Regions from separate parts of the Homo sapiens genome. Here region 1 is linked to region 2. Evidence: chromatin loops called from intact Hi-C (ENCODE). Cell type or tissue: mesothelial cell of epicardium. All regions are shown on one strand. Each heading gives the region's core, and the rest is flanking DNA. Links, peaks and the distances in the headings are about the cores only.

Evidence for each region. A loop is a pair of places that touch in the nucleus more often than their neighbours do. Peaks named below come from ENCODE experiments on the same cell type or tissue, not always from the same donor. Only the 100,000 strongest peaks of a DNase experiment are listed, where the experiment ranks them.
Region 1: it touches region 2 in a loop (22-fold over the local background); 3 of 110 quality-filtered maps call a loop at or near these places.

The regions. Positions count from the first base shown.
Region 1 is chr19:23,689,631-23,697,190 of GRCh38, forward strand. No RefSeq gene overlaps it. Among named protein-coding and RNA genes, the nearest start is that of ZNF675, 6.2 kb to the left of the region's middle. In mesothelial cell of epicardium, for the core only: no CTCF peak of the experiment used is centred there; no DNase peak of the experiment used is centred there.
Region 2 is chr19:23,543,525-23,551,084 of GRCh38, forward strand. It overlaps LOC105372338 (a long non-coding RNA gene), which reads left to right and starts at 6,358. Exons shown (of 3, transcript XR_936486.2): 1 at 6,358-6,525. In mesothelial cell of epicardium, for the core only: no CTCF peak of the experiment used is centred there; no DNase peak of the experiment used is centred there.

The DNA of each region.
Region 1 (7,560 bases), core at 877-5,876, 150 kb after region 2:
AATCCTTACCCAGTCCAAACAATATAATTTTAAAATTATCAGAAACCTGTACTCAACTTGTCTGGGCTATTTTCATCTTTTCATGAATCTCCTTACAGACACAGTACTCTAGGATTTTGCATGTTTTTGAAGTTTGTAGAAACTACATCAGAATTAAACCATTAACTGTAGAAATGACTTCAAATAATTATAAAGAAACAAATGAAACAAACTTATTATGTCTGTGACCTGCAATAACTTATCATAACCATAATTATGACTAATAGCTTATACTCAGATATATAAGATTTTTAGAAATTTCATAATATTATGAAATAAATGTTAATATATATTAAAATAGAAGTTGAAGAAGATCAAACATTATCTTTAATTCAACAATGCTTTTCATGTAATTTAACATATCAAATAATTACGTTTTTTACTCTTTTGGATGTTGCATAGACCCTCTGTAGCATCCAAAAGTTAGGGGTCTAGGCCGTGCCCAGTGGCTCACACCTGTAATCCCAGCACTTAGGGAGGCCAAGGCAGGTGGATCACCTGAGGTCAGGAGTTTGAGACCAGCCTGGCCAACTTGGTGAAACCCTGTCTCTACTAAAAATACAAAAAATTAGCTAGGCGTGGTGGCAAGCCGCTGTAATCCCAGCTACTTGGGAGGCTGAGGCAGGAGAATTGCTTGAACCTGGGAGGTGAAGGTTGCAGTGAGCCGAGATCATGCCATTGCACTCCAGCCTGGGTGAAAGAGTGAGATGCTGTCTCAATAAAAAAGAAAAAAAAAGTTAGGGGTCTAATAATACATAAAATTTGTGTTCAAGAGAAAATTGTTATACTTTTTAATTAGTGTATTATCAATGGTAAAGCTAATTTTAATAAAACCTTACAAGTAAATTCATCAAATTTGTCATTTTTGGCCAATCTAGATTTCCATAAATATGTTATAATCTCTCATAATCATTTAAACTTTTTATATTTTATTTTTATCTACTATTTTATTTTTTCAATTTGACACAACCATTAAGTAATTTCAAACTACACTAAATGTTTCTAACTTCCTTCATCAAAAGCATTTTTTGCTTTCGTTTCTACACTCTATGCAGAATTGTTTTTCGTACATCTAATTGATTTAATTATATATAAATCACATTAACTCTTTTTTTTTAAGATGGAGTCTAGCTCTGTCACCCAGGCTGGAGTGCAATGGCGGGATCTCAGCTCACTGCAACCTCTGCCTCCTAAGTTCAAGCAATTCTCCTGGCTCAGCCTCCAGAGTAGCTGGGACTACAGGCGCATGCCACTATGCCTGGCTAATTTTTGTATTGTTAGTAGAGATGGGGTTTCACCGTGTTAGCCAGGATGGTCTCAATCTCCTGATCTCATAATCCTCCCGCCTCAGCCTCCCAAAGTGCTGGGATTACAGACATGAGCCACAGTGCCTGGCCTCATTAACTCTTAACAACCTTTTAGTGAAATTCCTAGGAAGCAATTTTGAACTGTTTCAGTATTTGTAGACAAAATTTATTTTATATTTTAAATAAATATTTTTTAAATTTTTTTAAAATAACAAATCTAAATATATTTAGCTTTTTTATATTACATAAAAATAAGATTCTGATCAGGCATGGTGTCTCATGCTTGTAATTCCAGCACTTTGGGAGACCAAGACAGGAAGGCTGTTTAAGCCCAAGAATTCAAGTCCAGCTGGGGCAACATGGCAAAATCCCATGTCTACAAAAAATACAAGAATTAGCTGGGCATGGTTGCCTGCACCTGTAATACCAGCTATTCAGGAGGCTGAGGTAGGAGGACTGCCTGAGTCCAGAAAGTTGAGGCTGCAGTGATCCATGATGAGGCTATTGCACCCCATCCTAAGTAATAGAGTGAGAACCTTTCTTTAAAAAAGGCCAAAGCACATGAACTTAATGTTATGGGGTTTTTTTTGGTTTATTATTATTATTTTAATAGTTTTGGGGGTACAGGTTATGTTTGGTTACATGGATAAGTTGTTTAGTCGTAATTTCTGAGATTTGGGTGCACCCATCTCCTGAGTAGTGTACACTGTATCCAATGTGTAGTCTTTCATCTCTCACCCACCTCCTGCCCTTCCACCTGAGTCCCCAGAGTTCTGTGTATAATTCTTATGCCTTTGCATAAGAGCTTAGCTCCCACTATTTGGTTTTTCATTTCTGAGTTACTTCACTTAGAATAATTGTCTCCAACTCCATCCAGGTTGCTTCAAATGCCAATATTTTGTTCCTTTCTTGACTGAGTAGTATTTCATTGTTTGTGTGCGTTTGTGTGTGTGTGTGTGTGTGTGTGTGTGTGTGTATATATATATAGTGATATATATGCGTGTATATATATAATGTGAAATATATATATATATATATATATATATATATATATATATGCACACATATATATCACATTTCTTTATCCACTCATTGGTTGATACGAATTTAGGCTGGTTCTGTATTTTTACAATTGCAAATTATGCTGCTGCAAACGTGTGTGCATGTGTCTTTTTAATATAATGATTTCTTTTTGTGTGTGTAGATACCCAGCAGTGGGACTGCTGGATCAAATGATAGTTCTATCTTTAGTTTTTTGGGTTTTTTTTTTTTTTTGAGACAGATTCTCACTCTGTCACCCAGCTGGGGTGCAGTGGCACGATCTTGGCTCACTGCAACCTCTGCCACCCGGGTTCAAGGGATTCTCCTGCCTCAGCCTCCCAAGTAGCTGGGATTACAGGCGCCTGCCACCACGCCCGGCTAATTTTTTCTGTATGTTTAGTAGAGACGGGGTTTCACCATCTTGGCCAGGCTGGTCTTGAACTCCTGACCTCCTGATCCACCTGCCTCCGCCTCCCAAAATGCTGGGATTACAGGCGTGAGCCACCCCTCCCAGCCCTACCTTTAGTTCTTTAAAAAATCTTCATACTGTTTTTCTCTAGTGGTTGTACTAGTTTACATTCCCACCAGCAGTGTAAAAGTGCTTTTGTTTCACCACATTTCTGTCAACAGCTAGTATTTTTAAATTTTTTAATTAAGACCATTCTTGTAGTGTGGGGAAAAGCAAGAGAGATCAGATTGTTACTGTGTCTGTGTAGAAAGAAGTAGACATAGGAGACTCCATTTTGTTCTGTACTAAGAAAAATTCTTCTGCCTTGAGATTCTGTTAATCTATGACCTTACTCCCAACCCCGTGCTCTCTGAAACATGTGCTGTGTCAAACTCAGGGTTAAATGGATTAAGCGTTGTGCAAGATGTGTTTTGTTAAACAGATGCTTGAAGGCAGCATGCTCCTTAAGAGTCATCACCACTCCCTAATCTCAAGTACCCAGGGACACAAAAACTGCGGAAGGCCGCAGGGACCTCTGCCTAGGAAAGCCAGGTATTGTCCAAGGTTTCTCCCCATGTGACAGTCTGAAATTTGGCCTCCTGGGAAGGGAAAGACCTGACCGTCCCCCAGCCCGAGGAAGGCATCTGTCTCCTGCCCGTCCCTGGGCAATGGAATGTCTTGGTATAAAACCCGATTGCACGTTCCATCTACTGAGATGGGGAAAAACTGCCTTAGGGCTGGAGGTGGGACAGGCGGGCAGCAATACTGCTTTGTAAAGCATTGAGATGTTTATGTGTATGCATATCTAAAAGCACAGCACTTGATTCTTTACCTTGTCTATGAATGCAAAGACCTTTGTTCACGTGTTTGTCTGCTGACCCTCTCCCCACTATTGTCTTGTGACCCTGACACATCCCCCTCTCAGAGAAACACCCACGAATGATCAATAAATACTAAGGGAACTCAGAAGCTGGCGGGATCCTCCATATGCTGAACGCTGGTTCCCTGGGTCCCCTTATTTCTTTCTCTATACTTTGTCTCTGTGTCTTTTTCTTTTCCAAGTCTCTCGTTCCACCTAACAAGAAACACCCACAGGTGTGGAGGGGCAACCCACCCCTTCATTGTAGGAGTAAGGTGGTATCACATTGTGGTTTTGATTTGCATTTCCCTGATAGCTAGTGATGTTTAGCATGTTTTTATATGTTTTTTGGCCATTTGTATATCTCCTTTTGAGAATTGTTTATTCATGTTTTTAGCTTACTGTTTCATGGGATTTTTTTTTTCTGATTCTTTTGAGTTCCTTGTAGATTCAGAATATTTGTCTTTTGTTGGATGAATAGACTGTGAAGATTTTCTCCCACTTGGCGGCTTGTAAGTTTACTTTGCTGATTATTTCTATTGTGGTCAAGAAGGTTTCTGGTTTAATTAAGTCCCATTTATTTTTCTTTGTTTTTGTTTTATTTGCTTTTGGGTTCTTGGTCATGCACTATTTGCCTAAGCCAATGTCTAGAACAGTTTTTCTGATGTTAGCTTCTACAATGTTTACAGTTTCAAGTTTTAGATGTAAATATTTTCTCCATATTGAGTTAATTTTTGTATAAGATAAGAGATGAAGATTCAGTTTTATTCTTCCACATGTGGTTTGCCAATTATCCCAGCAGCATTTGTTGAATAGGGTGTCCTTTTCCTACCTTACATATTTATTTACTTTCTCAAAGATCAGTTGGCTGCAAGTATTTGGCTTTATTTCTGAGTTCACTATTCTGTTCTATTTGTCTGTGTGTCTACTTTCATACCAGTAGCATGTTGTTTTGGTAACTATAGCCTGGTAGTATAGTTTGAAGTTAGGTAATGTGATGCCTCTGATTTTTTACTTTTTGCTTAGTCTTGCTTTGGCTATGTGGGCTTTTTTTAGGCTCTATATGAATTTTAGGATTTCTTTTCCTAATTCTGTGAAGAACGATGGTGGCATTTTGACAAAAACTGACTTGTAGAATGCTTTCGTCAGTATGGTCATTTTTACAATATTGACACTACCTATCCATGAGCATGGGATATGTTTCCATTTGTTTGTGATATCTATGGTTTCTTTAAGCAGTGTTTTGTAATTTTCTTTGTAGATGTATTTCACCTCCTTGGTTAGGTATATTTCTAATTATTTTATTTTTTTGCAGGTTTTTGCAACGAGTTGAGTTCTTGATTCGATTTTCAGCTTGGTAGCTGTTGGTGTATAGCAGTGGTGCCGATTTGTATACATTGATTTTGTATTCTGAAAGTTTACTGAATGTATTCATTAGATCTAGAAGCTTTTTAATAAATCTCTAGGGTTTTCTAGGTATAAAATCATGAATTCAGAAAACAGTGACAGCTTGACTTCCTCTTTACAGATTTGAATGCAATTTATTTATTTATTTTTATTGTCTAATTGCTCCAGCTAGGATTTCCAGCACTATGTTGAATAGAAGTGATGTAAGTGACCATTCTTGTCTTGTTCCAGTTGTCAGGAAGAAAGTTTTAATTTTTCCTCATTCAGTATAATGTTGGCCATGGATTTGTCACAGATGGCTTTTATTACCTTAAGGTATGTACCCCCGTGCCGATTTTGCTGAGAGTTTCAATCATAAAAAGATGCTGGATTTTAAATATGTTTTTCTCGTCTGAGTGTGGTGGCTTATGTGTGTAATCCTGGCAGCTTGGGAGGCCAAGACTGGTGGGTTGCCCGAGCTCAGGAGTTCAAGACTAGCCTGGGCAACATGGTGAAACTCTTTCTTTACCAAAATACAAAAAATTAGCTGAGTGTAGTGGCGCACACCTGTACTTTTAATTTTAGCTACTTGGGAGGCCGAGGCATGAGAATCTCTTGAACCCGGGAGGCAGAAGTTTCAGTGAGCCAAGATCATGTCACTGCACTGCAGTGCAGGTGACAGAGATTTCATCTGAAGGAAAAACAAATGTTATTCTGCATCTGTTGAGATGATCATATGGTTTTTGTTTTTAATTCTGCTTATGTGAGGTATCACATTTGTTGACTTACGTATGTTAAACCACCCCTACATCCCTGGTATAAAATGCACCTGATCATGGTGTATTATTATTTGATATGCTGTTGTATTTGGTTAGCTAGTATTTTGTTAAGAATTTTTGCATCTATGTTCATCAGGAATATTAGTGTGTAGTTTTGTGCTATGTTCTTTCCTGGTTTTGGTATTAGGGTGATACTGGCTTCATGGAATGATTTAGGAAAGATATCCTCTTTCTCTATTTTTGAAATAGTTTTATTTAGGTTGGTACCAATTCTTCCTTAAATGCCTCATAGAATTCAGCTGTGAATCCATCTGGTCCTGGACTTTTTTTTTTTTTTTTGGAAATTTTTTATTACTGTTTCAATCTCACTACTTGTTATTGGTCTATGCAGAGTTTCTACTTCTTTCTGGTTTAATCAAAGAGGGTTGTACATTTCCAGGAATTTATCCAGCTCCTCTAGGTTTCCTAGTTTGTGCATGTAAAAGTATTCATAGTAGCCATGAATTATCTTTTGTATTTCTGTGGTACTGGTTGTAATATCTCACATTTTGTTTCTAATTGAGCTTATTTAGATGTTCTTTCTTCTTTTCTTGGTTAATCTCACTAATGGTCTATTAATTTTGGTTATCTTTTAAAAAACAAATTTTTGTTTCATTTGTCTTTTGTGCTATTTAAAATTTCAATTATGTTAATTCTTCTCTGATTATTGTTTGTTTTTTTGTTTGTTTGTTTGTTTTTGTTTTTTGCTGGGTTGGGGTTTGGTTTGTTCTTGTTTCTCTAGTTCCCTGAGGTGTGAGGTTAGATTTTCAATTTGTGCCCTTTCAGACTTTTTGATGTAGGCATTTAATGCTATGAACTTTCCTCTTAGCACCACTTCCGCTGTATTCCAGAGGTTTTGATAGGTTGTGCCACTACTATTGTTTAGTTATAAAAAAATTTAAATTTCCATCTTGACTTCATTGCTGACACAACAATTATTCAAGAGCAGGTTATGTAATTTCCATGCATTTGCATGGTTTTGAGGATTTATTTTGGAGTTGATTTCCAATTTTATTCCAATGTGGCCTGAGAGAATACTTGACATAATTTTGATTTTCTTAAATTTGGTGAGACTTGTTTTGTAGCCTAATTATATGGTCTATTTTGGATAATGTTTTATGTGCTAATAAATAGAATGTATATTCTTCAGTTGTTGAGTAGAATGTTTTGTAAATATCTGTTAAGTCAATTTATTCTAGAGTATAGTTTAAATTCACTGTATCTTAGTTGACTTTCTGTCTAGATGACCTTTCTAGTATTGTCAGTGGGGTATTAAAGTACCCCATTATTATTTTGTTGCTCTCTATCTCCTTTCTTATGCCTAGCAGAAATTGTTTTATAAATTTGGGAGCTCCAGTGTTAGGTGCATATGGATTTAGAATTGTGATGTCTTCCTGTTTGGACTAGTTCTTTTACTATTATATAATGTTATTCTTTGTTTTTTTGTTTTGTTTTGTTTTTTACCATTGTTGCTTTAAAGTCTGTTTTGTCTGCTATGAGAATAGCTACTCCTCCTTACTTTTTGTTTCCATTTGCATAGAATATCTTTTTCCATTTCTTTGCCTTAAGTTTATTTGAGTTTTTATTTGTTAGGCAAGTCTCTTAAAGACAGCAGATACTTGGTTGGTAATTTTTTTTCTTCTTTTGAGATGGAGTGTCACT
Region 2 (7,560 bases), core at 1,734-6,733:
AGGGTTATGTCACAATCTTCCCTGAGAGCATGCACCAGACAGGAGAGTCATATCACAGGGTTCTCAACCAGAGATGTTACAATCCTCTCCTGAAAGTAGGGCACAGGAAGAAGAGTAAGATCACCTGGATGGTGGGCCAGGAGATATGTTACAAGGATCGCTGTGGGCAAGGCCCAGAAAGGACAGACAAAACACCTGGTTGCTGGGCCTGTCAATATGTCACAGTCATCTCTATGGCAGAATGCAGGCAGAAGTAAAGGATTTCATCTCCCAGGTGATGGTTAAAAAAATACATCCCAAAGCACTCTGTGGGAAGGCCTCAGGCAGAAGCCTTCCAACTCCTAGGTGTTTGTTTCAGTGATATGTCACAATAACCAAAATATGCAGGTCTCAGGCAAGTGAGGAGGGTCACACCACCTAGGTGCTAGGTCAAGTGATCTGTTACAATCTTTTTTTTTTTTTTTTGGCAATGCTCAAGCAGAATAGAAAAGTCACATCACCAAGATAATGAACAAAAACATGTGTTAGAATATTTCTGTGTGAGAGCCCATGCAGGAAAGTCACATCACCATGTTGTTGGATCCAGAGATAACGTTGTAATACATGATGCATGTGGGTCTCAGGCAGGAGAGGAGAGTAACATCACTTAGGTGCAGGGTGCACCTAAATTCACATCACAATTTCCCCTTAAGCACACCCCAAGCAGTAGCAGAGAGTCACATCACCTAGGTTCTTGGTCCAGCAGTATTTCACAATACCCCTGAGGGGATGGCCTAGGCAAACAAGTCACATTACCTAGGTGAGAAGCCTAGAGATATGTCACAATGTCCCTTGTGGGTAGGTCTCAAAAACAAGAGAAGAGACATAGCCTAGGTGCTGGGCTCAGCTTTATGTTCCAATCACCCCAGTTGGAAGAAGCCAAGAATGAAGAGGAGTCACATCACATAGGAATTATGTCAAGTGGCATATCACAATTCCCACTGTGGACAAACCCCAGAAGAAAGGAGTCACATTATCTAGGTGGGAGGCCCAAACATATGTCACAGTGACTCCTGTGTGCAGGGACCAGGCAGAATAATACACCACTGTTTTACTTGTCCCAGCAATAAGTCCCTCTCTATTCTGTGGACATGGCCAAGGCAGGAGAGGAATGTCACCTCACATAGGTAAAAAGGGCATCTACCTGAGCTTGGTCTATAGGAGAGATTGTAATGGGTCAAGAAATATGTCACAATGCTCTCTGTGGTAAGGGTTCAGGCAGAGGACTCACATCATCTTAGTACTGGGCCCAGTAGTATGTCCCAATGCCTTCTAAGGGAACAGCCAAAGCAAAAAAAGTAATATCACCTTACTGTTAGGCACAGTCGTATCTCATAATCTCTTTTGTGAGCAGAAACTTAAAAAAAGAAAAGTGTCAGCCGGGCGCAATGGGTCATGCCTGTAATCCCAGCACTTTGAGAGGCTGAGGCAGGTAGATCACCTGAGGTTGGGAGTTCGAGACAAGCCTGACCAACATGGAGAAACCATGTCTACTAGAAATACAAAATTATTTGGGCATGGTGGCACATGCCTTTAATCCTAGCTACTCGGGAGGCTGAAGTAGGAGAATCACTTGAACCTGGGAGGCAGAGGTTGTAGTGAGCTGAGATCACTCCATTGCACTCCAGCCTGAGCAAGAAGAGTGAAACTCCGTCAAAAAGAAGAAGAAAAAAGGAAAGAAAAGTGTCATATCAGCTAGGTGCTGGGCCCAACAATATGTCCCAATACCCCCAGTCATTGGGGAACAGGCAGGAAAAATAAGTCACATTTCCAGGGTGATTGGAAAGATGTATCTTACAATGCCCTCTGTAGAAAGGTCCAGGATGAAGCATTACCTCACCTGGCTGATGGACTTAGCAATATGTCACAATGGCCTATGTAGGTAGGGCACAAGCATGAGAGTCACATAATCAAAGTGTGAGACCCAGCAATATGTCACAATAAACATGTGGGCAGCACCAAGGCCAAAGAGGAGACTCACATCACCTGGGTGCAAGGTTCAGCAATATGTCACAATGACCCCTGTGGGCTTTACAAGGCAGAATAGAGTCTGGTTCCAGGGATATATCACTGCGAGCTGGGCCCAGGGAAGAGAGTCAAACCATTCAGATGCTGGGCTGAGGTGTATGTCACAATCACACCTGTAGGAAGGTCCTGTGATGACATTAACAATAACACACATGTCCCGAGTGAAGGGATGAGAGTCAACACCTCCTCCATTTTGGGTCTAAATACAGGAGTCAGTCTCAATGGTGGACTGGGTTTGTGCATGAGCCTCAATTTCTCTTGCAAACTCTGTGCCTTAAAGTTACAGCCACAAAGGTGCACTGAATCTTGGTTAAAGAGTCACCAACCCAACTATGGAAAGAATCCGAGAGTCCATTTTCCAACATTCAACTGCCTCCAAAAGTAACATTCAGAACCTCAAAAGTGGGTTGTGTTCATTTAAGTAGATGACAATCTTTGCTATTAACTGGGTGTGAATATGACTGTCGCAATCTCACCTGTGTGCTCAGCCTTGCCAGTACACTCTTTTTACCACCTGGGTGCTTTATATGGTATGCAGGAGAGTTGCAATCTGCTCTGAGACCTTTGTACTTCTGTGGATTCTTAATCTTATGTGGTCCTAAGTCTAACTATGAGAGTCAACATCTCTCATATTGCCAGGGTCCAGACAGGAGAGTCCTCACTTGCCAATGAGCTGGGTTTAGAAATGAGCCAGCATCTCACCTGGGCATGGTGGCTTACACCTGTAATCCCAACAGTTTGGGAGGCTGAGGCAGGCGGATCACCTGAGGTCGTGAGTTCAAGACCAACCTGACCAACATGGAGAAATACTAAAAATACAAAAAAAAAAATTATCCAGGTGTGGTGGCACTGCCCGTAATCCCACCTACTTGGGAGGCTGAGACAGGAGAATTGCTTGAATGCGGGAGGCGGAGGTTGCAGTGAGCAGAGATCACACCATTGCACTCCAGCCTGGACAACAAGAGGGAAACTCCATGTTAAAAAAAAAAAAAAAAAAAAAGGGTCAGCATCTCAACTGGCCAGATGTTCAGATATGATAGTTACAATTTCAACTGTGGACTGGATCTGCATGTGAGAATCATGACCTCATCAGTGGGCTCTGTCTATGTATGAGGGTGACAATTCTAAAAATAGGCAGAATGTGCTTACAAGAAACATAATATTTAGGCCAGGCATGGTGGCTCATGCCTGTAATCCCAACACTTTGTGAGGCCAAGGTGGACAGATCATGAAGTCAGGAGATCAAGACCAACCTGGCTAACATGGTGAAACCACATCTCTACTGAAAATATAAAATATTAGCCATGCATGGTGGCACGTGCTTGTAGTTCCAGCTACTCAGGAGGCTGAGCCAGGAGAATTGCTTGAACCCGTGAGGTGGAGGTTGCAGTGAGCTGAGATTTCACCACTGCACTCCAGCTTGGGTGACACAGCGAGACTCTGTCTCAAAAAAAGAAAAAAACATGATCCAACCTGCTTTGCAGCCCTAACCAGGACTGAGGCAGGAGCCTCCCATTTTAGGAGTCTGGCTCAGTAAAATGTCACAGTACCAAATATGCAGTTCTCAGGCGGAACAGAAGAGTCACATGACCTAAGTTCTTGTTCCAGTGATATGTCCCAATCTTGCCTTTTGGCAGGGACCAGGGAGAAGAGAGCAGTCACATCACATAGGTGATGAATGAACATATATGTCCTAATACCCCCATGTACAGAGAAAATGCAGGACAGTTGCATCAGCTATTTGCTGAACCCAGTGATATGTCAAAATATGCAATTTATGCAGGGCCCAGGCAGGAGAAGAGAGTATCATCACCTAGGTGTCAGGCACAGTGACACATTACAATATCTTCTTGAGAGTCTAAGCAGTGGAGAAGAGCGACATCACCTAGGTGCCGAGTCAAAAAATATGTCAGTCAGGCATAGTGGCTCATGCCTGTAATCCCAGCACTTTGGGAGGTGGAGGCAGGTAGATAACCTGAGGTCAGGAGTTAGAGATCAGCCTGGCCAACATGGTAAAACCCTATCTCTAACTAAAACTATGTGGGGGTTCAGTCAGGATGGTGGGAGAAATTGTAAAATTATAGGAAATAAAGACAAACCCTTGTGGAAGGCCTGGGGATTTGCATAAACTGTTTGGCTGAAGGCAGCTGAATTCTCCTAAAAGTTCAGGGCATAGATACATAGGAATGTAGACTAGTTTACCTAAATAACTTATTCACAAATGTGGTTCTAAAACTAACCTTTGATAGCTCGTGGGCAGGATGGCTCTTTTAGAGGGGAAGGCGACCAGGTTGATTACCCTCTATTAGTGTTGACTCAAAGCGTTTGTCATTTAATGTGTGCTGAATAAATGCCAGCAGGGCCAGTGAGTCAGGGCCATGGCTGCAACTCTTTACAGCCCTCTCCTTGGAGTCTGTAAGTGGCCCGGACCCTCAGCCGATCTGAGAAGCACAATATCTGTGTCAGTGTACATTATTCATCTGTCATTGTGTCAGGGTCTGCAGGACAAACCCCTGCAGCTGGTGCCCCATGTGAGGAATGCTGTGCAGGGAGCACGACGGACCCCCAAACAATGGTAAAAAAGGAACTGCACAGTCAGTGAGTAATCGGTAAGTCATTGGTGCCCACATGAGATTTCCAAGTTTGGCGGGGATTGTTCAGGCTGAGGTTTCATCATGGGACAACAGTTACCAGCTCAGCGGAAATAGTATATAAAAGCATTGAAATAGCTGCTTAAAGCTAGTGGAGCCTCAGTTTTGAAGGCTCAATTAAGGGACCTAATGCAAACTGTTGCAACCCATAACCCACGGTTCCCAAAAGAAGGCATGCTGGACATAGAGCTCTGGGAACAAGTGGGGAGAAATCTTAAGCAACACCATGTGCAAGGGTAACGCATCCCAGTATCATCTTTAATATTATGGGCTCTAGTGAGGGTGGCCTTGGTCCCATTATACACAGAAGAGCCTAAAAAGGGGAAAAAGGAGGAATCATCACCTGCCTTACCACCTCCTTCTCCCTCAGCCCCAAAATAACAAAGAAGAAACAGAGGTTTTACCTAAGCCTCCTCCTCAAATAAATAGGAAAAAAGATGAGGGATACACTACAGCAATGCAACCCTGTCTTAAGCAAGTAGCATTAGAACGGGAGCTATTAGCCTGCCCAGTAATGTAAAATCAATGAGGAAACCAGTTACATAAAGAGTTGAGAGACCAGGCACGGTGGCTCACCCCTGTAATCCCAGCATTTTGGGAGGCTAAGGCAGGCAGAACATGAGGTCAAGGGATCGAGACCATCCTGGCCGACATGATGAAACCCTGTCTCTACTAAAAATACAAAAATTAGCTGGGAGTGGTGGCACACGCCTGTAATCCCAGCCACTCAGGAGGCTGAGGCAGGAGAATCACTTGAAAACCCGGGAGGCAGAAGTTGCTGTGAACCAAGTTTGCACCATTGCACTTCGACCTGGCCCAGCCTGGTGACAGAGCAAGACTCTGTCTCAAAAAAAAAAAAAAAAAAAGAGTTGAGAAAAGGCATTAGAGGCCACAGCTGTGCAGCCAAGCAGGCAGCGGGCAGAAGAAAAGGTTTGGCAGCAGGGAAGCTCACAGACATGGTGCCAGCAAATGCTCCCAAAAACAGCCTGTGTGGTGTCGAGGATGGGGAGCCAGGCCCAGCATGCCAGACCTAGCCTGCTAAGGAGGGGTGGAAGGCGTGCACGGGAAGGTCTGCCAAGCCAGCAGCAGCCTGGTGGTGGGGGAAGGGAGCAGCACAAGCGAAAAGTGGCACAGGCAAAAAGTGGCGCCTAGGCAAGTGCAACATGACAGCCACCCCAGGACCCGCGCTGCTGCCCTCCAACTCCACGGGCAGCCCACAGCAAAATTTCATGTGTTCCTTGTATACAAGCTATCAGGCCTCTGAGCCCAAGCCTGCAAGTACACATCCAGATGGCCTGAAGCAACTAAAGAACCACAAAAGAAGTGAAAATAATTCCTGCCTTAACTGATGACATTCCACCATTGTGATTTATTCCTGCCCCACCCTAACTGGTCAATTGACCTTGTGAAATTCCTTCTCCTGGACAATGAGTCTCACAACCTCCCCACTAAGCACCTTGTAACCCCCATCTCTGCCTGCAAGAGAAAAACTCCCCTTGACTGTAATTTTCCACTACTTGCCCTAATCCTATAAAACTGCCCCACTCCTATCTCCCTTTGCTGACTCCTTTTTCGGACTCAGTCTGCCTGCACCCATGTGATTAAAAAGCTTTATTGCTCACACAAAGCCTGTTTGGTTATCTCTTCACACAGACATGCGTGACATTTGGTGCTGAAGACCCGGGATGGGGGACTCCTTCGGGAGACTGGTCCCCTGTCCTCACCCTCACTCCATGAGGAGATCCACCTACAACCTCGGGTCCTCAGTCCAACCAGCCTAAGGAACATCTCACCAATTTCAAATCAGGTAAGCGGTCTTTTCACTTTCTTCTCCAGCCTCTCTTACTACCCTTCAATCTCCTTGTCCTTCCAATTCCAGTTCTTTTTCATCTCTAGTAGAGACAAAGGAGACACATTTTATCCATGAACCCAAAACTCTGGCACCAGTCATGGACTCAGGAAGACAGTCTTCCCTTAGTGTCTGATCATCATGGGGATGCCTGCCCTGATTATTCACCCACATTCCATTGGTGTCTGATCATCGTAGGGATGCCTGTCCTGATCACCCACATTCCATTGGTGTCTGATCACCGCAGGGATGCCTGCCTTGGTCATTCACCCACATTCCCTTGCTGGCAAGACAATTGTGGGGATGCCTGCTTTGGCTGCTCACCCATGTTACAGCCCAGGGCTGCTCACCCCACACCCTTCTCCACATCTCTACCCTTCTCTTCAAACTTCACTATGGGTTACCTTCCACCCTCCATTCCCCCTTCTTCTCCCTTAGCCTGTGTTCTCAAGAACTTAAAACCTTTTCAACTCACACCTGACCTAAAACCTAAATGCCTTATTTTCTTCTGCAACACTGCCTGGCCCCAATACAAACTTGACAATGGTTCCAAATGGCCAGAAAATGGCACTTTTGATTTCTCCATCTTACAAGACCTGGATGACTTTTGTCAAAAATGGGCAAATGGTCTGAGGTTCTAGACATCCAGGCATTCTTTTACACATCGGTCCCTCCCTAGTCTCTGCTCCCAATGTGACTCATCCCAAATCTTTCTTCTTTCTCTCCTGTCTGTTCCTTCAGTCTCCACCCCAAGTTCTGAGTCCTTTAAATCTTCCTTTTCTAAGGACCCATCTGACCTCTCTTCTCCTCCCCAGGCTGCTGCTCACCAGGATGAGCCAGGTCCCAGTTCTTCCTCAGCCTCTGTTCCCCGACCCTATAATCCTTCTATGACCTCCCCTTCTCACACTTGGTCCAGCTTACAACTTTGTTCCACAACTAGCTCTCCCCCACCTGCCCAAAAATTTCCTCTTAAAGAGGTGGCTGGAGCTAAAG